7 separate regions of the Mus musculus genome follow, and all the other regions are linked to region 2. A link is a loop called in an ENCODE intact Hi-C map of the cell type or tissue named here. Cell type or tissue: heart. All regions are shown on one strand. Region 1 overlaps Flnb (filamin, beta). Region 2 holds the start of Flnb (filamin, beta). Region 3 overlaps Flnb (filamin, beta). Region 4 overlaps Abhd6 (abhydrolase domain containing 6). Region 5 overlaps Flnb (filamin, beta). Region 6 overlaps Flnb (filamin, beta). Region 7 overlaps Flnb (filamin, beta).

Region 1 (4,000 bases), 120 kb after region 2:
TTTCAAAGTAGTGATGAGTGTGCATGATGCTGTCAAGATGGCTCCAGTGCTGAGTATACATGATGAGTGTGCATGATGCTGTCAAGATGGTTCCAGTGCTGAGTATACATGATGAGTGTGCATGATGCTGTCAAGATGGCTCCAGTGCTGAGTATACATGATGAGTGTGCATGATGCTGTCAAGATGGCTCCAGTGCTTACAGTGGAATAGATCCGTGATGTGTGATGTGTAATATTGGCAATACGCGGCACAGATGCTTCGCACTTGCTGTGGTGACATTTCTAATCCTTTTTCTTAGAGATTAATAAAAATATAGACGCAACTGCTTTTCCTTTTCAAGCCCCTGGGTCTCTTGGATTCTATACACAGATGGCTCTGTGGACCCAGGTCAAGAATCTCTGTTCTTACTTAACTAATAAAATCCTACCGTCTGGGTGTTAGTCAGTTAGTCAGCTGTGGCTTTAAATTAAGCACTGCTAGTCTCTGAAGACATTTGAGCCCAGCTTAAGCCCATGGCCACTATGGAAATACCTTTCTGAACTCTCTGAAATGGTGGGGCTTTCCTATCCCAACAGGTAACTACGAGGTGTCTATCAAGTTCAACGACGAGCACATCCCGGACAGCCCTTACCTGGTGCCCGTCATCGCGCCCTCAGACGACGCTCGCTGCCTCACTGTTCTGAGCCTTCAGGTGAGGCACAAGGAAGCATCCATCTCCTTGGCCATAGGCCAACCAGTGAGACTCCTGGACTCCTGAGACCACATTAATCCTGTCCTGGGTACCAAGTCCTGTTGAGAGTTGGCACCCAGGTGTTGCCATTCATGGGGTAGCAGTCCTATGGCAGGGTCACCTCCTTATGCCCTCAGGAGTCAGTTTGAGCAAGCTCAAACAGACTTGATAAACAATATATCTTACCAGTGAGGGACAAGTTTGCTTTTAAATATTTATTCAGGAGAAACAAAGGAAGCCTGTTAATCATTGGTTGAGGGAGCAGGGCAGATTTCAAAACAGAATAGACAATCCTGACAGTCTAGTGACTTGTACCTATAACACAGAATAGACAATCCTGACAGTCTAGTGACTTGTACCTATAATGATCGTTGGCTTTCTTCCCCTAAAGCTAACAGCATCTTTTTGTGTGTAATTACGGTGACTTGTTTATGATAAGTGTACAGGGGACTATCTTGAGAACTTATCAATGTCCCTTAAGTAAATTTTTGCAACACCCAAATGGGCAACTTCTCTTGACTTAATTTTAAAGATGGTCCAGAGTGATTCTAGCCAGGAACCATCTAGTATGAGTTAGCAAGAGTGAGGGCTCTGTCCCCAAAACCTGCTCCCCTGAGACTGTGCACTGAGCATCACCACAGTTGCACGTGCACACACGCACTTACATTAGCACCAGCGCCACACTGAGAGCCACTAGGGATGCATCAGCTTGGGACACTGAACGTGTCTGAATTAGAAGAAGCAAATAGGTTATACAATAATGCCCAAATACCCAAAACCAGTTTCCAGTTAATGCAGTTTCTAAGTAGCCTTTAGCTATTCCAGCTCTTAGAAGTACTTGGATTAGAATCCACTCTGGCATTTGGAATGGATGATACAGCAAGTAGCTGCCCACTTTTGACTTATTTACATTGAGATTCTTTCTTATGCTGAGACAATGGACTGCTGCTAGTTAGAGGCCCAGACTGTGATTGGTGAGTCTCAGTGGGAGAGCCCAGAGGTCCTAACTGGTCGCCTTGGTGTAGATGTTTTTCTTGTGTTTCATTTAAAGGCTTCTTAACAGGAGTTTGTTTTGTGGCCGACTTAGCTAAAGCCTATAGAGGGCGATAAAGGCAGCACTTGTCGGGGGCAGAGAGGCAGAGCGCTGCCTGCCGTCCTGCGTCTCGAAGGTCTCTCTTTAGATCTTCAGAAGCTTTTCTCGCCCTCTTGAGGCTTTAGCGGCAACAGACTCAGGTAACAGGAGTGATTGCTCCTCCCCAGCGCTTCTGTTGAGTCCTCCTGTCACGGTTTGCTCATAAGTATTTCTGTAAGTATGGATTCCTCCGCATGGAGGGATATGTAAATTATTTATCAGCGCCTCAGCGGAGGCCTGAACAACATCTGGTACTGGGTAGACGTGAGAAGCGGGTTTTGTTTTATCTGGCTTTTGGGGCTTCATAGAAAAAGTGGAGTTGGCTGGCATTTTGTGGGGGAGGGGACAAAGTGGGGGTTTCCTGGAAATTAAAGAGTCCTTAAGTTTGTATTATGGCCTCCCTCCCAGGCTGTAACCCCCAAGCAGCAGAGTTCGCAGAACATTCTGCGTTCACCTAATTGTCACAGTGTGGTTTAATAGTCGCTAGCCACATGTGGCTGCCCAATTAAGATGCTGCTAGAGAAACCAAATTTTTGTTATGAAATTTAAAGTGCTTTAAATTGGTCGGTTTCCATCTGTAGCTCTGGACTAACCCAGGGAACGCAGTGCTGTTCGGACCTGCTGTAGAGGGGCAGTCCTTGCACCAGTGCCGAGCCTTCCCTAGGCTTTTCTAGAACCATTGTCAAAATCTGCATTTTAGCCGGGTGTGGTGGCACATGCCTTTAATCCCAGCACTCGGGAGGCAGAGGCAGGCGGATTTCTGAGTTCAAGGCCAGCCTGGTCTACAGAGTGAGTTCCAGGACTGCTAGGGCGATACAGAGAAACCCTGTCTTGAAAAAAAACAAAAACAAAAACAAAATCTGCATTTTAACCACATTCCTGGGTAGCTCCTTTGCATACAGCCCTGCTGCCTCTGAAGAATGGCTGTTTAAGCCAAAGCTGGGGCATGTTAAAACCTTACTTTCCTGGATAGTGTGGGCCATTCATAACAGTTGCTTAGTTCTGAGTACCTAGTGCCTAAGCTCCTCCCGCCAAGAATGTGCACTTTCTAAGACACGCTACGAGTGAGGCTGAGTGAGGGAAGACAAAGGCCACACTTCTCGGAGTTGCAGAGGCAACTTCTAAATACGATTCATACTTAACAACTCGCTGACATTTTTGGAGCATCATTTCATGTGTTCTTCATAACCAGTCTCTCAGTTAGGGTCAGGTAGTTTGTCCATTTTGCAAACAAGGAAATTTGAGATTCAGATTTAACAACGTCGTTTTACTACTTGAAAAGAGTAATTAAGCAAAGTTCAACCTTTGCATGCGTTGCTCTGCATGTTATCAAGAGCGCTACCTATTCCTGCACTTAATTTAAAAAAAAAAAAACATTAACAACAAAAGCAATGACATAAAATCCAGCTCATGTCATGAACACTGCACCCAGACTCCTCCTAAAAAGGAATTGGTGATGATGATCATGATGATGGTGGTGGTGATGATGATAATGAGGCAGCAGCGGCAGTTTAGCTGGGACAGCCAGGGGTTTGGGCCTGTGCAGATCTTGTTTGGGATATTCTCTTGTCTGGAGCATCTCGAGTCTCCTATCCCCAAAGCAGCTCCCCAGTCCTGCGGGTTTGAACATAGGGGTACAGTGTGTGTTTCTGTTTACTGGTAGAAACGTGGAAGCAAAGGCTGCCCCGTCTTGTTATCAGGTATGACAGATGGGAATATTCAAGCCTGTCCTATGAGAATTTCCTCCTGGAGCCGCCCTGGGTCATCGTGTGCTAGTGAGCAGGAGCACGGGGTGCCATAACCTGTCTGATTTATTGAATTCTCAGGAATCAGGATTAAAAGTTAACCAGCCAGCGTCCTTTGCTATAAGGTTGAATGGTGCGAAAGGGAAGATTGATGCAAAGGTGCACAGCCCCTCAGGAGCCGTGGAGGAATGCCACGTGTCTGAACTGGAGCCAGGTAAGCAGCCAGGCTGCCAGCGGGGTCTCCACACCCGTGCTCCTGGCGGTGCTCCACAGCTGGGCCTGAGAGTCAAGCTCTTTCACTGCTGCCAGGCATCGTTTCTAAAATGGGGTAGACATGTTTGCCAGGGACACAGAGACTCTCTGTGTGACAGCAATACCCCTTTCTTCTAGTT
Region 2 (4,000 bases):
TAAGGACTCAGAAAGCTAAGTCACTAAGATAAACTGTGAGGTGTTCTCCTAGTATTATTACTGTTTCTTCCATACCAAAGGAAAGTATAAAAGCTGGAATGAGAGCAGACACTGGGAGCCTGAACCAGCAGAGGTCAGTGACAAGAGCTTCCTTATAAGGCAGGAAGGACTGTTGGGCTTTCTAGTATCAATCTCCTTGGATTGATATGTTTGCAGTTAATTGCTTTGTGGAAATGAGTAGAGCAAACACCCCACCCAGGGCAGGGACAGGATGTAGATTCTTCAGGCCTGAAATGTCAGGCTGTAGGTCTCACACGATGGGTGTCCCACACCCCAGTTGATTCTGCATGCAGGATGAAGGCTGCCCCCCTCAGTCTGCAAGCACACATCCATCCATTCACCCACTCACTCATCTGTCGTCTACATCTCATATGGCAATTCTACACCAGGTACTCAGCTGTAGTTGAGATCACTCTAGACCTCTTGCTGGGGTATGCAGACCAGCATGGAACAGATATCATTCATGTCAGACACGTATCTTCAGTTTCTTCGAGACCTTAGATCTCCATCTGCTCCTCGACACTGGGGGGCCAGGGGGGAGACAGCCAAGCTGAGCTGAGGGCTACCAGGCTTGGGATGTGGAGAGAAAGGAACTGAATTCTCAGGCAAAGGGAAGAGAAGAGGGACACCGGTCAGTAGGTGCCATGACCCATTTATCCGGCCCTTTCTTGGCCATCATAGTTAAAAAAAATAAAACATAACAAGATCTTCTGGACTAATCAATTTGCCTAATACAGTCAACAGGGTCTTCAAGAGAGTTCTAGGAAGACCTGACTATGGAGAACTGAGGAGATGACAGGGTGAAAAAGGTATCTGTGCCTTGTTTTACCGGCTTTGAAGACAAGAAAGGCATCGTAAGCCAACACATGCACCTAGCGTCTAGAATCTGGCACGGCAAAGGAGCAGATTATTTCCCAGAAGCTCCAGCAAGAAATGCCTTGGGCCAATGAACCCCAGACGGGACATCTAACTTACTGACATGCAAGACAGGAAATCTGTGTTACACCAGCAAAAAACTTCTAATAGCCATAGAAAACAGTTCGTTTTCACTACTGCTACTCAGATGGACGTGGTATTGGACTTTAAGGCTGAGTTCCTTTTCTTTCTTTCTTTTTTGTTTTGTTTTGTTTTGTTTTTGTTTTTTCGAGACAGGGTTTCTCTGTGTAGCCCTGGCTGTTCTGGAACTCACTCTGGAGACCAGATTGGCCTCGAACTCAGAAATCCGCCTGCCTCGGCCTCCCAAGTGCTGGGATTAAAGGCATGCGCCACCACGCCCAGCTCTGAGTTCCTTTTCATTTAGAAATCAACGTGTCTAATTTACGTGCAGACTCTGAGAAAAACACTTTCCTCTCACTGAACCTATAGATGGGTGGCATATTCCCTCTTGACGCAACCATTCCTTCTAGGCTAGTCCCCCGCCTCCTCGTGTGCCCTTATTCTAGGCCTTTCCCAAGTTACTTTCTCCTTGCTGGGCAGTACATCAGGTTGGGGATACTTAGGAAGCACCACCCCACCCTACCCTCCGGCGTAATGCAGGCTTTGGACCGTAGAGGGCGAGCGCAGCTAAGGAGTTCGCTTCTATAGGGTAGAAACGGGGCGGAGCCTCGGGGGCGGGGCGGCGTAGCGCGCAGGCGCCAGGCCAGGCTACTTCGCGCCCGGGGACGGACGAAGGCAGTCCTGATCCTGTTGCGGCTAGTATAGCAGCGCTTTCTAACCCTCTCCCCACTTGCCTCAGTTCCCCTTCCCCGGGCCCTTGGGGCTTTTCATCTCAGTCCCTGCAGCTCGTTGTTTCCGCGTACTCTCTGCCTCCAGGATGCCGGTGACGGAGAAAGACCTGGCGGAGGACGCGCCGTGGAAGAAGATTCAGCAGAACACGTTCACGCGCTGGTGCAACGAGCACCTCAAGTGTGTGAATAAACGCATCGGGAACCTGCAGACCGACCTGAGCGACGGGCTACGGCTCATCGCGCTGCTCGAGGTGCTCAGCCAGAAGCGCATGCACCACAAGTACCATCAGCGGCCCACCTTCAGACAGATGAAGCTGGAGAATGTGTCTGTGGCTCTGGAGTTCCTAGACCACGAAAGCATTAAGCTCGTGTCCATTGGTGAGTGTTGTGGCCAGGCCCTAAATTTGCAGTAATCGGGGGGTATCCGGCAGCGCGCCCCACTGCGCATCGCTTCCCGGGTGTGAGGGAGGGGGAGATGGTCCTGGGATGAGGACCTAGGAACATAGGCCTTTCCGCGGTGCCATCTGTGGGCTGGGACCTGGCGTGATTGCTCGACACGGTGCTCCTGGCGGTGCCGCTGCAGTGTTGGGGTGGGTTAAGCACTCAGACCTTCCAGTCACACCTGGAATTTAATTTGCGGGAACTCCTGGGATTGCTGGGGAAATCGTCTGCTGACCCTAATGACAACGCCGTGGACTCAAGTACCAAATCCCTACTTTACGCTAGCCAGGTGCGCCTAGAGCTGAGTGACCCGCCCGGCTGAAAGGGCGTTGGCTTCGAGTCTGGGCGTGGAGACCTAGGACGCGACCGCGACCGCTCTCTTGCTTAGGATCTCACCACCTAGGTGGAGACGAGGACCTGAGACCCTCCCCTTCTTAGACCGGAATGGGTGTGGGCTCTGAGGTTGGAAGGGGCGTCACAGGGGAATGTCCTCACTTCCTAGCTCTGGCTCAGCGCTGGCCGGTTCCTTCAGGTTGAGATAATTTAGTGGTTGATAATAATTAATGTGTGTAGAAAAGGGCTTGACTGGCGCTGGCTGTGTGGCTCTCTGAGTTATTGACGTCCGGTGGCCTGAGATGTTCTTAGGCCCATTTTACAGAAGAGGGGACGTTTACCGGGCTAATTGACGTTCCCAGGGCCACCTCCAATGTGGTCCAACTTAGAAGTAAAGCAGTCCCCACCCCCTTTTCCTGGGTCTTCCTGAGAGAGTTTGAGTCCTGCTTTTTTCCTCCCGCCTTGGGTGAGAGAATTAAGACCTCGAGTACTTTAGGCTTCTAAAGAGAAAACAGGGCTCTTGAGAATGTGTTTTGTGATGGACAAGGGAGGTGTGTATTATGCCCGGGCTCACTTGTTTGCCCCCGTAGGCATTCGTGTGTGCACATATAGCATCTATTTATGAAAGTTTTTTTTTTCCGTACACAGTGGGTGTGCAAAGTATTATGTAGAGGATGTGTGCACTTCGTGAAAGGGATTCTTAGGGCTGAGGTTTCTTCCTGAGGAAGCAAGGCCATTCTAGTGACTCCAGTGACAGAAAGGAAGGAAGGTGGGTGTGGCTTCTGGGACTTTCTCTAGTGGAAAGGGGTTCCCTCTGGACTGAGCCTCCTCCTGGCCTCGCCCTGGACTTTCCCCACACCTGTGCTGGCAGGTAGATGCGCTTGCTACTTCCTGGGGCCAGGCCGCTAGCTACCAGCCTGCCTCCCAGCAAGCTCTCCCTCCCAGGGGTGGGTTCTCAGTGGAGGAAGCTGCCAGGGGTGCATCACATGGGGGGTGGGCATCTCTTTTATTGAGGAGGGAGGACCTCAGAATTCTACAGGAACTCTACTTTCCTATGAAGAGTGATTTTCAAAGCCTGCCTGGCTGAGCTGGACTTGCCTTCATCCATTGTTTTAAATGCTATATGTATTTCATTAACTCAACAAAGAAAATTAAATTAAACCAGGAGTTAAACCTGACAGAACTGCTTTTAGAAGAAGAAGAAGGAGAAGGAGGAGGAAGAGGAGGAGGAGGAGGAGGAGGAGGAGGAAGAGGAAGAGGAGGAGGAGAAGGAGAAGGAGAAAAGAAAGAAAAGAAATCACAGCCCCAGAAAATCAAGGACTTCCTAATTGACTAGCTGTTTACTCGTGGGCTGCTGCTCCCAGCCATGCTCCTCCAAGCTTGTGGGTCTCATTCTGGCCTTGCCTGGTGGTCCCTCACAGTTTTCTAATTGGTCCTCA
Region 3 (4,000 bases), 130 kb after region 2:
TTAATTTGGTAGAAGTGAGCTCACTGAATGGGCAACTCACCTTTTCGCTGGGCATCTGAAAGATATTTCTAGGTGATCCTTTTTACTTGTTGGTTGGCCTTCATAACGAAAAGCCATGTATGTGGTCAGCTTGAGGTAGGCCTCAGCTCGGCCCATCACGTCAGCATTAGAGATAATAAGGACTCTGTCCCTGTAAGCGTCTGTAGAGGAAGTGCACCGTGAAGAAGACACCACTTCTTCTAGTTGCTGTTACTTCGGGCTTGTTGGGGAAATCTTTGGTCTTCCTGCCCCTTGCCATACTAGGGACAGAACCGATTGTCTTTCCTGTGCACTAAGACATGGTTTGCTGTACTTAGAGCAAACCCAACCCTGAAGTGAGAGTCTCCTCAGTGGTAAAGGAGCCCTGCCCAAGTTAGGAGTGGCCAGTGGACTGGCATGCTGCCAGGAACTCTGGCCAAAGCAGTGCCCTCCATAAAACCACCCCCTCAGTGGCGTGGGTCCTGCCAGATGCCCTTGGCACACCCAGCCTGACTCCCTGCTTCCCTCTGAGCCAGTACTTTGCTCTTGGATGAGATCTACCTTGCACTTTGGGAGAGCAAGACAAAATGGCCCCAGTGGCCCAGCACTCTCTGGGAGTCCATAGGACTTGAGGGTCATCTCCAGGTCTGTGATCTTAGAGTTTAAGAGCCCTTAGCTCCTGACCCTAGAAGCTCATATTATACCCCAGTGGGCTTTCCTGAGGCGTCCTAAACCAGAACTCCTTCCCTCCAGATGCCCAGAGTGGTTTCCAGGCATCCATACAGGCGAGGGGCCCTCCTGGCAGGAGAACAGTAGCAGACCTTGGCCCGGCCCCACGGCAGCCTCAGCGTGGCCAGGAGCCATCTGATCCCCTGTTGGCTGCTTTGTCCCAACCTTTCTCTGTTTCCTCTTGGTATTTCTCACCCTTCTGGAGCTCAGATGTCAGGCTGTACTCTAGCCTTGTAGCTAAGGATCTGGTCCCAGCCAGAAAAGGCCTGGAACTCACCCACTTGCACCCTCTGTAAATATTTCTCCGTTCACAGAGAGGGCATCTTGTTTGCCTAGGCTGCCTGACCTTAGACTTTCCACAGATGTCTGTTCACACAGTTGCAGCATGAGGAATGCTTTCAGAAAAGGATCCGTGTGGCCAGCAAAGGGCCCCATGCCCTGCCTGTGTTCTCGGCCAGGCTTGGATGTCTGACTCAGGCCTTACCAAGGGCAATGCAGAGAATTTAGGGCAGGAGTCTGTGTTCCAGATACAAGCCTGCAGTTAGACCACAGAGTTTAGGGCTCTTTGGAAAAGCCCTAAGGGTTTGCATGCAGATGGAGGAAGGGAAGGCCACCACCACACACATCACATATTGGTTATAACCAGTCGATGATGATATATGTCTACTTATGAATTTTTTTCTCTCCCGTCTTGTCTTGGGCCAGTCCTTTGGCAATAAGATGGACAGATATCTCATCTAAGTCATACTTCTGCGTAGTAAAGTGATGTGGGGTGGGTTCCAGATAGTTCTTGATTTTTAATTCCTAATTTCCCCCTGTCCACATCATCACAGCCTTTTCGGGCTCTGGGTTGACTAAAAGGGGCAGAGCTCCTATCCAGGATGGCCAACTTTGCCAGCTTAACCTTCAGGACATTGTTCTAGCCATCTTACAGCCACTTCCTGAACACACCACCCCTTTGTGGCTCGCGGCCTGCATACCCACGTGGCCCCAGCTGCTGGAGGCTGGGGGAGGGGCTTCTCAGAAGCAGTGTCAAGGTGGGAAAGTAGGGAGCCTTTGGGACAGCAGCCTCAGGAGTTTCCAGAAACGGCTGGCTCATGTTTGGGGGTCACACCATAACAGCTCCTTTGTCTTATTGATAAGCAGAACAATAATTCTTTCTCTGGCCCAGAAACTGTAGTTAAACCAAAATATTTCCCAGCTGGGCTAGCATCTGCAGCTCTGTCAGAGGTATTGTGCCCCCAGAAGATGTTACACTAGGGTGCCCCCTAGAGGGCTTCTAGTGGACAGGAGCTGGTGTGTGACACCCCAGCGGCTCCCACTGACTACCTAGCACCCCTCTGGACTACAGACTACAGGCACAGGGGATTAAGGGTGTTGAGGGGCCAGGGTAAGTCAGTAGTTGATGTTCTCTTTGCCTTCCTTTTTGTCCCAGGGCAACGTGGCAGTGAGGTCAGGTGTCTCGAGGCTGCAAGTAGGGTGTATGTGACAGTTGTCCTTCGTGTATACCAGTCTTCCTCCCCATCCTCCCATGTGCCTTTCCCCACCACCATATAGTGGTTTCTTGGGCCTAGACCCAGTTGTGCACCTGTGGCTTGAATGTAGCACACCACTTTATGGTAGTACGTCCCAAGTTACACGTGGCCTGAACGCAATGTGGAATAGGAAATGCTGTGACTGCACGTTGTGCTTGCAGAGTGACACAGGGCCTAGGGTCTGGTGCGGGGCTCAGTCAGCACAGTTGCTGCTCAGGTGCTTCTCTTGTTGCTGTATTCATGGCCAAGGGGGTGGACTGGCAGCTCACAGAGCAGCCACAAGATGTAGACGTGTCTAGATGAGGAGAAGGGGAGGGGAGACTGGATTTCCTCAGCCTCTTCCACCAGAGGAGAAGTGTGTGGTCAGAGAGAGTGCCACGCCTCCCTTAGAGGCTCTATTGCCGGGGGCAGCACTTCAGACTCACAGTGACAACTCACCCTCAGCCACATTCCCAGAGACAATAGCCTTGCTCAGGCACTCAGTGGGCGAAATGTCAGCCACCCTCTCAACCTAGCCTCAACAAGGGAGCTGCACCCCCATGCCCTGTGCTTCTTCTCTGTGCCGGGAACTCAGATGTAGAGCCAGTTGGTTCCTATCTACCACAACAAGCACTTAATGTGGGCAAAAGTGTGTCTCACCGCTGTGTCCCTCCCGAAAACCATCCATATATCACACTTCTTCTCTCCCAGGTATCCAATCAGAATTCTTCATCAATACCACTCAGGCAGGCCCAGGGACATTATCTGTCACCATTGAAGGACCATCCAAGGTCAAAATGGATTGCCAGGAAATCCCAGAGGGGTACAAAGTCATGTACACTCCCATGGCTCCTGGAAATTACCTGATTGGTGTCAAATATGGCGGGCCCAACCACATCTCGAGGAGTCCATTCAAGGCCAAGGTGACAGGTAATGAGGAGCCTCTTTGTTTTTTCTCTTCTGCCCTGCAGAGCCAGTCTTATAAAATTACTGATAGTAGCAACCACAGTCTAATCTTGACTATAAAGAGGTTACATGTGGGCAGCACACATGCTGACCAGCTCTGTGAGCACTGAGGCAGGAGTGCCTTCCCTCCTGGAAGAAAGGTAATTGCTTTCCTTTAAGCCGTGACATATTAGGTTATAGATAAATACAACTCTGGGGAGCAGTGTTCACGAGAGCCGTGATGCACTCATAGAGTCTCCTCGGACTTCAAGTTCTTCTAAGATGTAATAGAGCTATAAACTCAGCATTGTCGCAAAGGGTCAGGGACAGTTGATTTCAGGGCTGTAAATCACACAGATTCTGTGAGAATGTGTGGGGTTTGTGTGGACTGGCACAGAGCTTACTGAAGAAGATAAATTAAACAATAACCTGGGATGGTAAATACATAAATAAGAGAGTAGACACACAGCTTTTTTGTACCATCTTCTCTTGTTTTCATTGTTTTTTGAAGAGAAGCATAGCAGATTTCTCATTTATTCTCACAGTGCAGACGTGAATACCCTATGCTGTATTGCCCAGGGGCTCTGCAGAGGGAAGCAATAGCTCTGTTCTTCAGTACACAGCATAAAGAAATTTAACTTTTTATGACAAATCAAAAACGGTAGTCTTGCCGGGCAGTGGTGGCGAATGCCTTTAATCCCAGCACTTGGGAGGCAGAGGCAGGCGGATTTCTGAGTTCGAGGCCAGCCTGGTCTACAGAGTGAGTTCCAGGACAGCCAGGGCCACACGGGAAA
Region 4 (4,000 bases), 230 kb after region 2:
GTGACTTGAATTTAAAGAAACATCTGTACAGCTTCTACTGTTAGTACTTTTAAAAAGCTATCCTCCTGGTAGATAGACTTCAGAGGCAGGCAACGCTAGATGTTAACTCTGACCAGGTAACAGTTATATTGTGAGAACCATAGCCAAATTGACTTGGCCTGTGTAGCCAGCCCTGTCCCACCGAGAGCTGGAGATGGACGGTGGACATGCGCCCACACTTAGGAACCATCCTGTACCACAGAGTGTTATGAAAACTAATCTCAGATCGAGGTTTCTACCCCGTCTTTATCACTCAGTTCCTAGATAAAAGACTTTAGTATTTATAATAAGCCTTAATTGGCACCTGAGCTGGGCAGATACCTGCCCTCTAAGCTATTACCTCTCTATCCATAACCTCAAGTTAAGCCTTGCCATGTTCTGTGAGGGCGTCTTTACTCTGATTGGCCAGCCCACGCTGCCAGTTCTTATGATCCCTTACCTCATGGTATCTTCCTCTCCTCTCTGCCTTCTCTCTCCCCTCTTGGTCTCTCCCCAGATCCCAAGCCTGGGAATCCAAACCCCACCTATCTCAATTCTGTCCATCTATAGGCTGTAGGCATCTTTATTCACCAATCAGGGATGACTTGGGGGGCAAGGTTACATAGCATCACTTGTCTACCTTCATAGCAGAAGACCAGACCTCTCCACGGAGAGCTGGAGGTGGGCAGTGGACTCACACAGTGCCAGGCAGCACCTGGAGGTGGGCAGTGGGCAGTGGGCAGTGGACTCGCGCAGTGCCAGGCAGCACCTGGTACTCATGACTGTGGTGCTCATGCCGGCTTCCTGCATCTGTTGATCCTCAAGAGCTAACATCTCTTTATAGACTTAATTTCACTTAACCCTGTGAGATGAAGGTACTATTCTACTCTCATTCAAAAGAATGAGCAAAAGCCAAAGATTTCGCTTATTTTAAGATTTTTTCATGATTTTTATCAGTATGTGTTTATTGTGCTGAGTTTATAGAAACCTTTTAATCTAAGGTGTCATGAACATTGACCATGGTTATCCTAAATCCCTATGTCCACCCCTCACCAGTCCCCTTCTTGTTCCTAAATAGTCACATGATGACAACTTTATAGAAAGTCAGTGGACTTTAGCTTCTCTGCTTATCTTTGTATGAGTATATTTTTACGTGTTCAAACACACACGCGCACACACACATCTTACAAGAGTTTGAGCTGTAACTCCAGAAATTACTACCTCAAATTGGAGTTTTTAATTTATTTTTCTCCCATAAGTCTTTAAACTTAGATTACTAGCACAAGGTAGATAAATAGTAATTTTACTCTCTCCAACTTGCATTATTTACACATAGTAAAGTAGGATTTGTTTGTTTGTTTTGACAGAGTATGTCTACTTAGTCAAAATTAGCCTTGAACTTGTTATCCTGGCTCAGCTTTCTGAGTTCCAGAAAGTTCATGAGCCACATGTTGAGAAGCGTTGTCTTATATGATGCGCTGAAACCTAGTCATCAGCTGCGCACTTATAACTCTTACTGAAGCTAAACTAAATCGACCTTTAAAACCTTTCAGCGTGGTGGTGGGATAGTTCAGTGGTTAGAGCACTACCTGCTCTTCCAGAGGTCCTGAGTTCAATACCCAGCATATAGATGGCTCATGACTATCTATAAAGAGATCTGGCGCCCTCTTCTGGCATGTAAGTGTACATACAGACAGGACGTTCCTACATTTAAAAACATATATACATAAATTGCAAAAAAAAACCAAAACCTTCAGCGAGGGGCTGGAGAGATGGCTCTGAGATTAAGAGCACTGGCTGCTCTTTGAGAGGAGCCTGGTTCAATACCCAGTATTCATGTGGCAGCTTATAACTGTCTCTAATTCCAGTTCCAGGGGACCCAACACCCTCACACAGACATGCATGCAATATATACACGAAATAAAAATTATGAAATGTGATCATTTGCAGGCCTGTTAAGGGCATTGAACTCAGACAATCCCCAGTGTGTCTTCTCTTCTCCCTTTTCTCAGCACCGGCTCTGAAATCAGTTGCTCCTTTAACCGTAAAGTTTGAGGACTGAAGGGGCAGCCCCTAGAGAAGGTGATTCCCCTTCCTGGTAAAGGTCAGCCCTGGGCTGTCTTTCCGTCATGTTTCCTTCCATCTGGTTGAGCAGTGCGTGCCTGCAGCTTCCCACTCTCCAGCTCATCCCGCTGTATGCAATGCAGGTTCTGATTCCAGAGGCTAAGCCTGGGTTTCTGTCTCTCATGTTAGTCTGTGGCCACAGTGTGTGCAGTCAGTCCCAAAATACAATGTTTTAATCCAGACTAGCTTAGAATTCATTATGTAGCCCATGCTAGCATTGAACTTGTGATTCTCCTGTCTCTGCCTCCGGAGGCATCTATGTCCCACCAAACTTAACTCTCTATGTTTCTCAAAATATGATGTTTCCTTTGAGCAGTGGTGCCAGTCCCAGTGAGAAAGGGTCATTCAGCCAGTGCTCCTGGTGACTGACTCCTGACACATTAATCTGGGTTTGTCATTGGTTGGGCGTTTGCCTGGGGCGTGGTAAGAAGGTAGGTGTGTCATTGGGCTCTTCTGTTTTGCATCTCAGGCCTGCAGTACTCAACTGACAATCCTTTTGTACAACGGCTCAAAGAGCTGGAGGAGTCAGCTGCCATTCAGAAGATTCCCTTGATCCCATCCACCCCGGAAGAGATGAGTGAGATGCTGCAGCTCTGCTCCTATGTCCGCTTCAAGGTGCCCCAGCAGGTATGGCGTCTCGGCCACTCCCTTGCCGTCCCTGCAGCACGCCCACCCAGACACACACATCCTCTTGCATCTACCATCCTGCCTGCCTCATTGTTTTCAATGTAGCTTACCTGTGATATGTCAGACACTGTGCTGAACACTGTGGTAAGTACATAGCACAGGGACTTCCCTGGGCAGAAACAGTCCAGTGCAGTAGGTAGACATTAATAGACAAAACGACAAATTGAAATGAGTTTTAGAGGTAAAATGAAGACTTATACATTGAAAAACAATTTTTTTAATAAATCCAAAAGGCTTTTCATCTATGAGAGTTATATTTGTTGATATTGAAACTCAAAAAAATTTAACATAGGGCTGGAGAGATGGCTCAGCAGTTAAGAACACTGTCTGCTCTTCCAGAGGTCCTGAGTTCAATTCCCAGCAATCACATGGTGGCTCACAACCATCAGTAATGAGATCTGGTGCCCTTTTCTGGTGTGTCTGAAGACAGCTACAGTGTACTTATATATAATAAATAAATCTTTTTAAAAATTAAAAATAGGCTGGGCGGTGGTGGTACACGCCTTTAATCCCAGCACTTGGGAGGCAGAGGCAGGCGGATTTCTGAGTTCGAGGCCAGCCTGGTCTACAGAGTGAGTTCCAGGACAGCCAGGGCTATACAGAGAAACCCTGTCTTGAAAACCAAAAAAAAAAAAAAAAAAAAAAAAAAAAATTAAAAATAAAAATAAGACAAACAACAAAGTTTTAACATAAACAGATATGATATCTCATGTTATATAGTATGCTTAAGAGAATATAGGTGAAAGGCAATGACATTGAGCATCATTGAGTATGAGTACAACATGACCTCATGGTCTCCTCAGACCTGCCCCCAGATATTGTAGGTCTCTATAGTTTATGGGAATGAATCTATGTTTTTTCTAAGCATAGTAGGGGAGCCACTGAAAGACTGTAGGGGACACAAATAGAAACAGGGCTACCTAGGATATTCTTTGGCTTAGAGATGATGGTCCAGACTGAGGTAGGAGCCCTAAAGATGAGGGCTAAGGTGTGGTTTGAGGAAGGATGGGTAAAACAGGACAACATGTGTAGAGTTCCATTTGGATGTATGAAGTTCAGATTGCATTTGAGCCCTCCAAAGGGATATGTCCAGTAGGCAACTAGACACTTAAGTGATGCAAACTGAAGTCTGGCCTGAAGGCAAAGCAGGAGCTATCCACAGAGGACACAG
Region 5 (4,000 bases), 130 kb after region 2:
ACAACAAATAAGAAAGTCTGACCCAGATTATACTCCATGCCTGGGCTTCGTCTTGGGGCCCTGATCACTTTGACTTCATCCTAAAGCCAGCTCTGGAGCAGAAGGCATGCAGAACACTCCATACCCCATTTTTGGAATTCTGTACCTGCCTACTTCTTTATTAACAGCCTTGAAGGCATGTGCTCATGGCCAAATGCAGGGCCTCTGCCAGCTGCCCCCAGAGTTCATTGCGGCTGCTAAATGGCAGAGACCACTGATAAATTATTTCAGGACCTCCTCCTTGCAAAAGCTGGAAGGGATGGGTACCCCTCTTATGACCCATGAGAGGCCTTAATGACCAAGACACTAGCACGTGCACCCACCTGAGGTCTCTAAAGGTTTTGGTGTAAGCATTGTCAGGCTGTCAAATGGCTGGAGCGAGTGTTACACACACACACACACACACACACACACACACACACACACACACACACAATGGGGTGTGGTGGTTCTCATGAATGTGGCAGGGGTGGAGTAGGTGTCCCGCACCAAGGCACAGCAGCTGGAGAGGTGTGGGTGCTAAAAGCCACCTGTTAGGACCTGGAGCAGCTGAAGCCGGATGTGAAAGGCGGAATAGACACGGAGACCGAACTGGAATCAAATGCCGACTATAAAGTGTATCTTATAACTTATTAAATAAAATGTTTGCTCCATAAACGCTCCCTGTCATTCTTGGAGTGGAATCAGTGGTGTGGGCCTCTGATCACTCCCCACCCACCATCTCTTTGAGTGCAGATGTTATTTAACAATGGGCCAGTCCTTTTCTTGCAAAGGGTGGTCCTTTTCTGAGAAGCCAGGGCCAACCTCAGGCAAGGGACTCAAGAGAACATGCGGGCCATGATACCATCGTGACTTCTTAGGAACCCTAGATATGGAGCCCAGGTAGAGGCAATGGCTTTTAATTAAGCAGGCCTCTTGCCTGATACCATCAGGAATCTGTGTTCTGGGAAATGTTCTCAGATAGGATCTCTCACATGCCCCTGCACCCTTCGACCCAGTACTGAGTGCCTCCACCTGCCCTCCCGAGGAGAAACGATTGCTGATGTTAACCCTCCAGCTATGAATCCTTATAGTGGTCGGGTGACGGTTTACATATGACAGAACAAACATGGGTACAGTTTCCACCAGGCATACAGCCCAGACCTCATATGGGGATAGAGTTGGGCATATACCTTCTGACTAAGAATGAGTGTTCTTACACATCACACTACAGGCAAGCAGCTCGGAGGAGAAGGGTTACCAGAGTCCTAGAAAAGCTGGCAGTACCCATGGAGGCGGAAAGGCCTCCAGGCCGGGAGGAGTGTGGGGATCAGAGGTTCAGGCAGGGAACCTGCATCATTTTTAGTGATGGTATGTATATGTATGTGACAGGGTCTCTTGTATCCCGGGCTAGCCTGGGACTCTCCCTGTAGCCAACTAGGACCTTGAGCTTTTTTTAAAGTGTATACTGTGCTGAGATCAAGCCCTGGACTCTGTACATTGTAGGCAAGCAGTCTCCAACTGCATCCCCTGCTCTGCTTTCTCTATTGTATTCTGGCTTTGTTTTTCCCCTTACCTGGCTACATATTAGAATGATAATCTGTTTACCTCTGAGCTTGGAGGAAGGTAAGGCAGATGCGCCCTTTCGTCTCTGCGCCTTGAAACCCTCGCCTAGACTCCTGGGCTCTGTAGGGCTGGGGACTCCCTGAAGAGTCCTCACATAACATGTCTGGCGCGATGCTGGCTTTGCCAGAGAAGCCCAGGGGATTCATCAACCCCTCCAACCCAGTTAGGTTTGCTGGAGGAGGCAGCGTTTGTACACTAAACATTGACTTTGGTGTAAGGTGTCCTAACGTCTAAACACTGAGTCCTAACCGGCCGAGTCGAGTCTGGCTGGCGGGGGAGGGGGAGATTCCCACGAATTCCCACTGGTATTTTTAGGAACAGTCCTTTGCTTGTTACTTTCTACGGACACCCTCTGTCAGAGTGTGTGTGAGCTGGCTGGTGATTGGCACCCAGTAGGTGATAATAGTTTTACCTTTGAGGTGCAGCCCCGCAATTGCTGCCTGTGACATCAGGGCCTGTGGGGTGGAGACCTGTTGCTCTCAGTGCCTAGAACCAGAGGGCAGCTCTTATCTGCACCTGGGCTTGGCTACCATGGAAACAGGCTATTGTTTATGTCAATACCCTGAAAACTTTGAAACTTGTGGGCCTGGGGCCAGGTCCTTCCTGACTTTGGCTGCTTGGCTTTCCTGTGCCCTGGCTGAAGCTAATGAGTCCAGGGTGTCATTATTCAGTGGTCAATAGAAAGTGTAGCCCCTGCCCACCCTGGGCGACCTCTCTACCTCCCAACTAACAGGGGAGGGCTTGCTAGGAGACTACAAGGAGCAAATACTAACCAGCTCACTCACACACACTAGCCCTTAGCAACCTGTTCTAGGTCTTCAAGCTGCCTTAAAAGCCACAACTTGATGTATTTGTTATATAACTCAGTACATAGGGTAGTGGCAACACACACCTTTAATCCCAGCGCACAGGAGGCAGACGCATTTGGAGCTTGAGTTTGAGGCCAGCAACTCGAGTCTACAGAGCTAGTTCTAGGACGGCCAAAGCTGCTCAGGGCAGCAGAATGAAAAACGTCGAAAGGATTGAGGGGAAATGAGTGTTCTAGTCTTTCTTATTCCTTAGGTTTGTTTTTCACAGCTTGCAAAGCCAACACTGGAGAGGTGGAGTATTCCGGTTTGGGGTTAGTTGGTTTTGTTTTTAAAAATTAGTGAGCCGATCTAATACAAGCAATCTATCCCTAAGCCACACCCCCAGGCCCACCCCTGAAATCTGTACCTAAGTGGGAGAATGAGAGAATTGAGAATATTATACAGCCCTGTGGTAAAACACCTGAGTTTCATCACCAGCACCCACGTGAAAAGATTGGGCATGAAAGCATCCAGGCAGCCTAACTTAATTACAAGTTCCAAACCATGGGAGAGACCTGGGTCAAAAACCAAAGTGGGCCTCACCAAATAAAATTCACTATTTTTTTTTTTCTTATAAGTGTCAAAAGTAGAGGCTTTAAGCAAGCTGGATTCAGTTTCTTTTTCCTTTGGCCTTTTCCTAAAGATTTGGCCAAGTGCATGGTGGGAGGGGCCCTTGCAAACAAAAGATCCTTCTCTGCTTTGTCTGGGCCCCCAAGGCTGTGAGGACCAGCTCATGTATGTGGAATTTCAGGACCCACCCCTCACACCCTTTTTCTCTTCCTCAGCATTCTCAAAGGCAGCTGCTGGGAGGCCGGAATAGCAAGCCTGACTTGTGGCACGTATCCTAGGGTGCTTTGAGCTTTGAACGTGTTTATCTCCCTCCCCAGGACAAAGAATCGACTGGCCTTTTATTGCCAGTGCTTCCCTCTGTCTAGCCACCCACCCACCCTTCCACACCACCAGGATGTGTTGGCTCGCCCAGTCACCACTGAGGCGGGGCACATTCTTTGGGTCCAGCCAAACCTGGGCAGGGTGTTCTCAGAGAGGGAAGTTTAGCAGAGATTCTGTCTCTGGGCCCCACTGTCTGAATAGCAGAACGGCCCAGTGTGTGAGGATTCAGTAAGCAGTGTGTCAGCTGCAGCAATTTCAGGTCTAAATTTCAGTCCCAGCCCTGTGGCTTGCCAGGGGACTTGCACCTCAGGCAGTGATCTCCATGCTCATCTGTAAAATGGGGAGATAGTAGGGACCTTACATTCTAAGCTAAGACCCCTTTTCGTTCATCCCATTTATCCCCCACAGACCTGAGCAAACCAGAGCTTTCAGGATGCCTGTATGTTGGAGTGTCATGGCTCCCTCTGTGGGAGATGATTCTGTAATGATTCTAAGCACAGGCCAGGAGGTTCATGCCCTACCCCTGACTTCCCCCCAAGCTACTCACACGTTATAGAACACATGCCTCAGTTTTTCCAGCAATGGTAGTACCTAGGAGATTCAGTGGGGCTATGGGG
Region 6 (4,000 bases), 56 kb after region 2:
TTTGTGATACTCTGTAATGTTGGACACTATAAAATTATTATAGGAGTTTCTGGAGAGAGCTACCAGATCAATGCATAGTTTGCTTTTCTTTTTTTTTTTTTTTTTTTTTTTTTTTCATAGTTTGCTTTTCATGGGCTATTTTGTAGATCACTGTTCAAAATTTCAGTAGCTATTTTGCTGTTAGCCACTAAGCCCCTTAATGCTTCCTGTGTGGTCTCTCATCACTTCATTGCATTTGGTTGATATATGGCTGATGAGGTAGAGCCCTCTGCTGCTCTGAGAAGGTGTCGCTTCCCACTGAATCCTCACAGGGGACAGGGGAGACTAGCATGCTAGGGTTACATCAGGTAGGGAATCAAGGATGTTGCTAAAACTTTAGGACGGTTCCTTGTCCATCCGAGAGCTAATGTTGTGCCAAAGCTGATTGTCAAGAGAACACAGGAACACACTCCACTTCAGGTTTGGAGGGGAGGGTTTGCAGGGGAGGGGGTGCAGGTGTGTGTGTGTGTGTGTGTGTGTGTGTGTGTGTGCGTGCGCGCGCGCACGCGTAGTGGGGGTTGGGGGGGTGCTTTCAGAGGCCAGAGGCCTGTTGTGAGCTGCTGGGATCCAAAATCAGATCCTTTGCAAGAGTGGTATCCACTCTTCACAGCTGAGCCATCTTTCTAGTTCCTTTCCCAGTTTTAAAGGTTCCTAATATGTTAAGACCACATGTCTAGTCTGTTGTCTCCTATTGTCTTGCTTGTTTGTTTTTTTGAGCCAGGACCTCACTGTGAATCTCAGGCTAACCCCACACTTGCTATCTTCCTGCTCAGCCTCCTGAGCGCTGCAGCTATAGGCATATAGTCCCCTTCTCACTAGTTTTCTTTATTTCTTCTTCTTAGTACAGCGATGTGTACACAATAGATGAGCAAAAGAAGAGGCCAGCTTCTGTGCTCTAAGAACATCCCAATGCCTTATGCAATGCTTCCGTGCTCTCCCGTACGTTATCCCCTTTCTAGAATACGTGACCAGGGGAGTGAATTGGAAGCCTGGGGCATGGCTTGAATCTCTGGAAATCTTGGGAGGTCTTCCACCCTTGCAGAGGAGCCAGCACCACACTTACACCGGATCTTCCTATGGCTTTAGTGTGATTTCATTTGTTTCCATTTATTTGTAGCATTTGGCTTAAGGGAGATCTCGGTGGATACATAATGGCATGCTAGAGCACTCAGCCACCGTGTTGTTGTTCTAGGTCATCACTCCTGAGGAGATTATTCACCCGGACGTGGACGAGCACTCTGTGATGACCTACCTGTCTCAGTTCCCCAAAGCCAAGCTCAAGCCAGGTGCTCCTCTTAAACCCAAACTCAACCCAAAGAAAGCCCGAGCCTATGGCAGAGGTGAGTGCTGGTCTTGCTGGGTCTGAGGTATGTTTGCTGCCGTTAGCTCTGGGAGGAACGCTCTGCCATTATTAGCCCAGGGGGCTCAGGAGGTGGTGCAGTCAGTGAGGGCTTCTTGTACAGACAGGAAGAACCATAGCCTGGTCTACAGTGGCTGGGATGGGTCTTGCCTTAGGTCACTCACTGGTCAGGAATGGGGGTGGGGACAGAATCTCTGCCTTCTGGATGCTGATTCATTTTCTGTCTGGCAGAAAGCGCTTCAGGTTTCCAGATGGGCTGGGAGTTATTGTTAATCTCCAGCAACACTTCCTTGCTGAGACATCCTGTTTATGACTCTCACTGTAAGATGCCCAGCACCTTTTGGCTGGTCAGAGCCATTTCGGGCATCTGGTCAGTTGTGGTCAGCACCTGATTTAAAGCATACTAGTTTTTTAAAGAGAGGAGTTAACAGCTGGATGTGGTCGTATGTGTTCCCTTGTAAATCTCAATGCTTTGGGAGGCTGAAGCTGGGGAATCTCAAGTTTAAGGCTGACCAGAACAACAGTATGACCCTCTCTCAAAACAAACAAACAAACAAATAAAACAACAAATGCATGGCCAGGAGCTTGATTTCTGGCAAGAAGACATGAAGTATACTATATATCTTAGTTTTCGTAACTAAAATTGAAGCGACATTTGGGTGCATACCCATTTGTTAGTTAGTAAGGACTAGATGGAGGCCCTCATCCCATTGCCCATTGGCATCTCCAAATTGCTTTCTCTGAACCATTACCCAAGGTGATCAGTGCTAGGAGGAATAGCAAGGATAAAAGAAAATGTTTTCTTTTTTTTTTTTTAAAGATATATTTATTTATTATATGGAAGTACATTGTAGCTGTCTTCAGACACTCCAGAAGAGGGAGTCAGATCTCGTTACGGATGGTTGTGAGCCATCATGTGGTTGCTGGGATTTGAACTCTGGACCTTCAGAAGAGCAGTCGGGTGCTCTTACCCACTGAGCCATCTCACCAGCCCCCAGAAAATGTTTTCTTAATTAAAAAAGAGAAAGAAAAAGAGAAAAGCTATGACTCTTCATGTCACGATACTTGCCTTCAGCCAAGGCATAAAATGCTTGTTTGTAGTAGGAATCTTATCACTGGCTGTTCAGTTTCCTCTTTGTTAGTGTGAGATGGTTTCCTTCCATGGTGCAGTCTTCCAGAAAATGAATGCTCACTGCAGCTCAGGAATGTGGCCAGTCCTTGCCTGTTTCCTTCTTTGTAAGTGTTGTGAATGCTGTGGGCAAACAAGCTGTTTTCCTTTCATTTTGGGCGGGTAGCTCTGTCTCTACGCTTTCCCTTCATCATGATAAACGTTCAGAGTCTAATGTACAGTAAACCATGGTGCTCATTAAACCAGCTCTCTCTTCTCTTCTTTCTCAACCCCTTTCTCCTGGCACTCTCCATCATATGTATGTCGCTGTGTGGAAGCAGAAGATGCAGTATGTGACTTTCTGTCCAGCCTACCTTACTTGCATACATTCTCAGGATTTTATTATTATTTTTTACATTATAACATATATCACAATTTCCAACCCTTACTCCTCCTCCTCTTCCTTATCATCATCATCCTCATCCTCATCATCGTCCTCCTTCTCCTTGGAAACAGGGTTCCTCTGTGTAGCCCTGGCTATCTGGAACTCACTCTGTAGACCAGGCTGGCTTGAACTCAAAAGATCTGCCTGCCTCTACCTCTGAAGTGTTGGGATTAAAGGCTTACACCACTACCACTTGGCTCTTCCTTCCCTTTTTATAGGTGGCTGATAATCTAGTGTGTGTGCTGTATTTGGTTTCTTTAGGCAGGTATATGCAGTATTCCACCTATTAGTCGTTATGAACAATACTGCCCGAGAGCAGGGATGCACTGGGATCTTTTGGATGTAAACCTAGACATGAAGTGAAAGTCTGTGCTTCACTTTTCTCCTTTTCAAATCGGAAGGCAACATAGTCACTTTGGGTGATGGGGCCACAACACAAGGCCACATAAGTGGAGCTGTGAGATACACATTTCTTCCTTGGTGAGATGAAAGTCAGGCCAATTTTGGTATGATTCTGCTACTCAAGCTAGGGATAGAGAATAAAATTAATAATAATAATAATAATAATAATAATTTCTATAAGGGCTCAGAAACTTGGTTTATCCTTTAGATGTAGAATAGATTGCTGTTGAGGCCAGTTAGCGCTTGCGGATGCATCTGTTGAGCTTTGAGTGTCCTGTGTGAGTCGGGTGACAGGGTTTAGGGTCTTTGTGTAAGGCTTCCCTTTGGGATTAGTGTCATTGAACACTTTTGTCCACTAGCTAAGCAGAGCCCTTCTCCAAACCCTATTCTGTATAAAGCACTTAACAACAGAGACTTACAGAACCCCAAGTCTCAGTAATTAGAGGGACTGGTTCCACACGGTGCGTATAGCTCTACAGGAGTTTTATAGAGTATGGGGATGTGGCTCAGCTTCCTAACCAACCCTGGTTAGCTAGAGAATATTACACTGACTTAACTGAGCCATTGACAAGGTGCAGGTACTAGAGTCAGATGGAGTAGGTGCTTGCAAATGGTGTAGATGTGTATTTAAATCCTGTTAGTAACC
Region 7 (4,000 bases), 89 kb after region 2:
ATACTTTGTCAACATTCTCTTTGAAGAAGTCCACATTCCTGGATCTCCCTTCAAAGCCGACATTGAAATGCCGTTTGACCCCTCTAAGGTTGTAGCGTCAGGACCAGGACTTGAACACGGAAAAGTGGGTGAACCCGGAATCCTTTGCGTTGATTGTTCAGAAGCAGGGCCTGGGACTCTGGGCCTTGAAGCCGTCTCAGACTCAGGGGCGAAAGCTGAAGTGTCCATCCAGAACAATAAAGATGGCACCTACGCTGTGACCTATGTGCCTCTGACAGCTGGCATGTACACACTGACCATGAAGTATGGTGGTGAGCTTGTACCACACTTTCCTGCCTGGGTCAAGGTGGAGCCAGCCATAGACACTAGTGGGATCAAAGCCTTTGGGCCAGGAATCGAAGGCAAGGGTGAGTCACATACCGGGGGAGGGCTCTCTCACCTATAGCCTCTTCCTCGTGTGGTTGATGGGTAGGGCAGGGGGAGTACAGGTAGAGGGAAAAGGGGCGCATGATGTTTCCAGAGGTTGTACTCCACCAAGTCCCCATTTTTATGTTTCTCCCTGATGAATGGGGCCCAGCATTCTTGGCAAGTTTTCAAGTTTTTATGGAAAATCCAGAATTTTTTGTTATTTATGTTTATAATGTCTCTGAGACTAAGTTAGAATGAAATGGTGTAAATGTGCTTAATAATACACGGTGGATGGAGGAGGTCTAACTTTACCCCTGTCCTAGATGCCTTAGTTTTCATTTTGAGACAGGGTCTCACTGTGCAGCCTAGGCTGGTCTTGAACTCACAACCCTCCTGCTTCCCTCTTTTGAGTGACTAAAATTCCAGGCATAAACCATTGCCGTGACCTGATCCTCATCTTTGAGAAGTTTTGCTGTCTGTCGCTTGGCCAAGTCTAGCTTGACTTTCACAGTCAGCAAAACCACCCTTAAGGCACCAAATATACTTAATGTATTCCAGAATGTGAGGAGTCTTCATTTGGGGGTTTGCTTGGGCCCAAGATGACATTTTTTTTTTTTTAATTTCATCATGTTTATTTTAAAGTGATCTCTTATGGTGAAACGAATCATGTTAACCTGCTCCAGCAATAATGCTTGGAAAAGATTAACCATTCCATTTCCAGTGCCATTGCTACTACTCGAGGACTGAGAACAGGCTGTGCTCCATGAGTTCTGCACGTCTGCTGTGCCTCTGACACTGGCCTGGGCAGTCAGATCTTTGGTTTCTGTTCCTTTCGTGTGCAGCTCGTTCTTTTCCTCAGACCTTATTTCAGCCTGGACTTGAATGAAGATATGCTTTCCCTTTCCTGGCGTGGCTCCTTTGCTCTCAGCCAGACACACTGTCTCTGAACCAACAAGCATGGCACTGCTAACAGAACCTTTGAATATGGTTCATCTCAAAGCCGGTTACACTTTGGAGCCAGGCTTGTTCGATTTTACAAATAGCACATTTTGCTGTAGTCGGAGTACTGTGACAACAGGAAAAATTCAAACTCCCTCTGGGGATGATTGCAGGGTTTCCTGGTGATGAGTCTCTGGCTTCCAAGATATTATTATTATCTGTGTGGTTGTTCAACAGACGTGTTTCGGGAGGCCACAACGGACTTCACGGTTGACTCGAGGCCCCTTACCCAGGTTGGAGGTGACCATATCAAAGCTCAAATTACCAACCCCTCGGGGGCCTCCACCGAGTGCTTTGTCAAGGACAATGCTGATGGGACCTATCAGGTCGAATACACGCCCTTTGAGAAAGGTGGGTCATCCCCTCTGTGCTTGTAACTCTTTTATTCAGAGCTGTGCTTAGCCATTTGTTTCCAAATTGTCCTGAGCTCAGCCTGCCTCAGCAAAGAACAGTGTACACGACTCAGAATTAAACCGGTCCCTTCCCCGGCAGCCAGTGGCCTGAATTCAGTGCCTTCTTTACTGACCTTATATTTCACATTGCAAATCTCCAATCTTACCTGAGCAGATTATAGAGTCATGCCGTGGCATGTTAGCAAGGTATGATTTGTGTACATATTTTTTTAAACAGTTTTTCTTTTTGAATAGTACTGATTATTAAAATTTTGAGAAATCAAGAAATCATAAAGAGAAAAGGAAAGCACTATATATCCCCTTTCCTGAGTATATGGTCCCATAAATATTCTCTACAGGTATCTTCAGGTATTTGTAGATGGCTGGTTTTCTATCTCGTGAGTTTCCTGTGGTCTTTTAATGTCTGGTAGTGTTTCCCAAAATCAGGGTAACCTGCCTAGGGTGACTGTCTTAAATAAAAGTTAGCACTCATTGCTTCAGGGAGGGTGTACAGCACACAAACAAAAAGCATAAATAGTTTTTTGTTGTTGTATTTATTTATTTACTTACTATATGTAAGTACACCATCTTCAGACACTCCAGAAGAGAGCATCAGATTTCATCACGGATGGTTGTGAGCCACCATGTGGATGCTGGAATTTGAACTCAGGATCTTTGGAAGAACAGTTGGTGCTCTTAACCGCTGAGCCATCTCACCAGCCCCGCACAAATAGTTTTTATCTTTTAAAATTGAAAGTACACTGGCCTTACCATTTTCTGATTGTTTTTTAAGTGTGTGTGTCTGTGTGTGTGTCTGTGTCTGTGTGTCTCTGTGTGTGTGTGTGTGTGTGTGTGTGTGTGTGTGTGTGTGTGTGTGTGTGTGTGAGCCTATGGAGGGCAGAAGAAGGCATTAGAGTCCTGGACCTGGAGTTATAGCTGGTGTTGAGCCACCTACTGTAGGTGCTGGGACCTTCCCACTGGTCCACTGCAAGAGCAATGCATAACCACTGAGCCACCTGCCTCCGACCCTGTGTTACTGTGTTCTTAATCTACTCTTTTCAAGTAGCAGCTAGAGATCTAGCCAAGTGTTAGATAAGAGTCTGAAGTGGTAACATTGTACACAAATGATATTTTTGTTGTTTGTTTTGGGGCAGGTTTCCATGTAGTGGAGGTGACATACGATGATGTGCCCATCCCAAATAGCCCATTCAAAGTGGCTGTCACTGAAGGCTGCCAGCCATCTCGGGTCCATGCGCAAGGCCCTGGACTGAAAGAGGCGTTTACCAACAAATCTAATGTCTTCACAGTGGTAACCAGGTAGGCAGGGTCCTGGGTTCAGGGTATTGATCCCCGTGTAATTAATTGATTAAGCAAAGAAAAAATAGTTTATAAGTCTGAGGCCAATCTGAGCTACAAAATGAGACCCTGTCTCAAGGGAGAAAGTAAGTTATGGGTCTATTTCAATATAGGCCACAGCCAGGCAGTGGTGGTGTACTCCTTTAATCCCAGCCCTTAGGAGACAGAGGCAGGAGGATTTCTGAGTTTGAGACCAGCCTGGTCTACAGAGTAAGTTCCAGGGCTACACAGAGAAACCCTGTATCAAAAAAAAAAAAAAAAAACAAAAAAAAAAAAAAAAAGAAAGGAAGGAAGAAAGAGAGAGAGAAAGAAAGAAGAAAGAAATTATAATATTAAGATAATAATCACTAAGATGCTAAGCACACTACTGGATAGAAATTCCTTAGCTTCATGATGCAGAAGAATATAGCCAACTCTATATGAAAAATAAATATTCAAAACGTTCCTGTTATAATTTACTCCGAAGGGATGTGCTGGTAAATCAGTGACAGAACATAGGCTCAGTACCCCTAAGGTACACACTCACATTGTATTTGTCTTTGTATTCTATACCATAGACAGGTTCTCAGCCAATGGGGTTGCTACTCTTTTGGGGATCACATATCAGATGTTTACATACGATTCATAACAGTAGAAAAATTAGTTATGAAGTAGCAATGAAATAATTTTATGATTAGGGGGTCGCCACACCACGAGGAACTATATTAAAAAGTCACAGCATTAGGGAAGGTACTAAATATCTGAGAAACTCCTGCCTGAGAGGTATTGCCACACTTGTGGAATCAAGTTAACTAAATAGAATGGCTTATAAAATGTTTGTAAGCGAGTTCTGGCAGTAAGCAGGC

The links. Peaks named below come from ENCODE experiments on the same cell type or tissue, not always from the same donor. Only the 100,000 strongest peaks of a DNase experiment are listed, where the experiment ranks them.
Region 1: a loop joins it to region 2, with 4 times the contacts of the local background. A loop is called at or near these places in 22 of 42 quality-filtered maps.
Region 3: a loop joins it to region 2, with 4 times the contacts of the local background. A loop is called at or near these places in 22 of 42 quality-filtered maps.
Region 4: it touches region 2 in a loop (4-fold over the local background); 7 of 42 quality-filtered maps call a loop at or near these places.
Region 5: a loop joins it to region 2, with 4 times the contacts of the local background. A loop is called at or near these places in 21 of 42 quality-filtered maps.
Region 6: a loop joins it to region 2, with 7 times the contacts of the local background. A loop is called at or near these places in 17 of 42 quality-filtered maps.
Region 7: it touches region 2 in a loop (3-fold over the local background); 11 of 42 quality-filtered maps call a loop at or near these places.

What each region holds. Positions count from the first base shown.
Region 1 is chr14:7,935,358-7,939,357 of GRCm38, forward strand. Flnb (filamin, beta) reads left to right here. Exons shown (of 46, transcript NM_134080.1): 41 at 577-692; 42 at 3,690-3,822. Among named protein-coding and RNA genes, the nearest start is that of Gm45521, 20 kb to the right of the region's middle. In heart, a CTCF peak has its summit at 1,841; no DNase peak of the experiment used is centred here; H3K27ac peaks cover 247 bases.
Region 2 is chr14:7,816,279-7,820,278 of GRCm38, forward strand. It overlaps Flnb (filamin, beta), which reads left to right and starts at 1,679. Exons shown (of 46, transcript NM_134080.1): 1 at 1,679-2,165. The coding sequence starts at 1,874. In heart, a CTCF peak has its summit at 1,599; DNase peaks (open chromatin) are centred at 1,653, 2,613 and 3,353; H3K4me3 peaks cover 2,521 bases; H3K27ac peaks cover 1,862 bases.
Region 3 is chr14:7,942,823-7,946,822 of GRCm38, forward strand. It overlaps Flnb (filamin, beta), which reads left to right. Exons shown (of 46, transcript NM_134080.1): 44 at 2,973-3,191. Among named protein-coding and RNA genes, the nearest start is that of Gm45521, 12 kb to the right of the region's middle. In heart, a CTCF peak has its summit at 2,021 (motif pointing left); a DNase peak (open chromatin) is centred at 499; H3K27ac peaks cover 1,438 bases.
Region 4 is chr14:8,042,857-8,046,856 of GRCm38, forward strand. Abhd6 (abhydrolase domain containing 6) reads left to right here. Exons shown (of 9, transcript NM_025341.4): 6 at 2,612-2,769. Among named protein-coding and RNA genes, the nearest start is that of Gm41094, 11 kb to the right of the region's middle. In heart, a CTCF peak has its summit at 1,693 (motif pointing left); no DNase peak of the experiment used is centred here.
Region 5 is chr14:7,950,893-7,954,892 of GRCm38, forward strand. It overlaps Flnb (filamin, beta), which reads left to right. Exons shown (of 46, transcript NM_134080.1): 46 at 1-696. Among named protein-coding and RNA genes, the nearest start is that of Gm45521, 4.4 kb to the right of the region's middle. In heart, no CTCF peak of the experiment used is centred here; DNase peaks (open chromatin) are centred at 2,209 and 3,319; H3K4me3 peaks cover 959 bases; H3K27ac peaks cover 3,252 bases.
Region 6 is chr14:7,872,114-7,876,113 of GRCm38, forward strand. Flnb (filamin, beta) reads left to right here. Exons shown (of 46, transcript NM_134080.1): 4 at 1,232-1,379. Among named protein-coding and RNA genes, the nearest start is that of Flnb, 56 kb to the left of the region's middle. In heart, no CTCF peak of the experiment used is centred here; a DNase peak (open chromatin) is centred at 1,608.
Region 7 is chr14:7,905,569-7,909,568 of GRCm38, forward strand. Flnb (filamin, beta) reads left to right here. Exons shown (of 46, transcript NM_134080.1): 21 at 1-407; 22 at 1,585-1,758; 23 at 2,954-3,116. Among named protein-coding and RNA genes, the nearest start is that of Gm45521, 50 kb to the right of the region's middle. In heart, no CTCF peak of the experiment used is centred here; no DNase peak of the experiment used is centred here.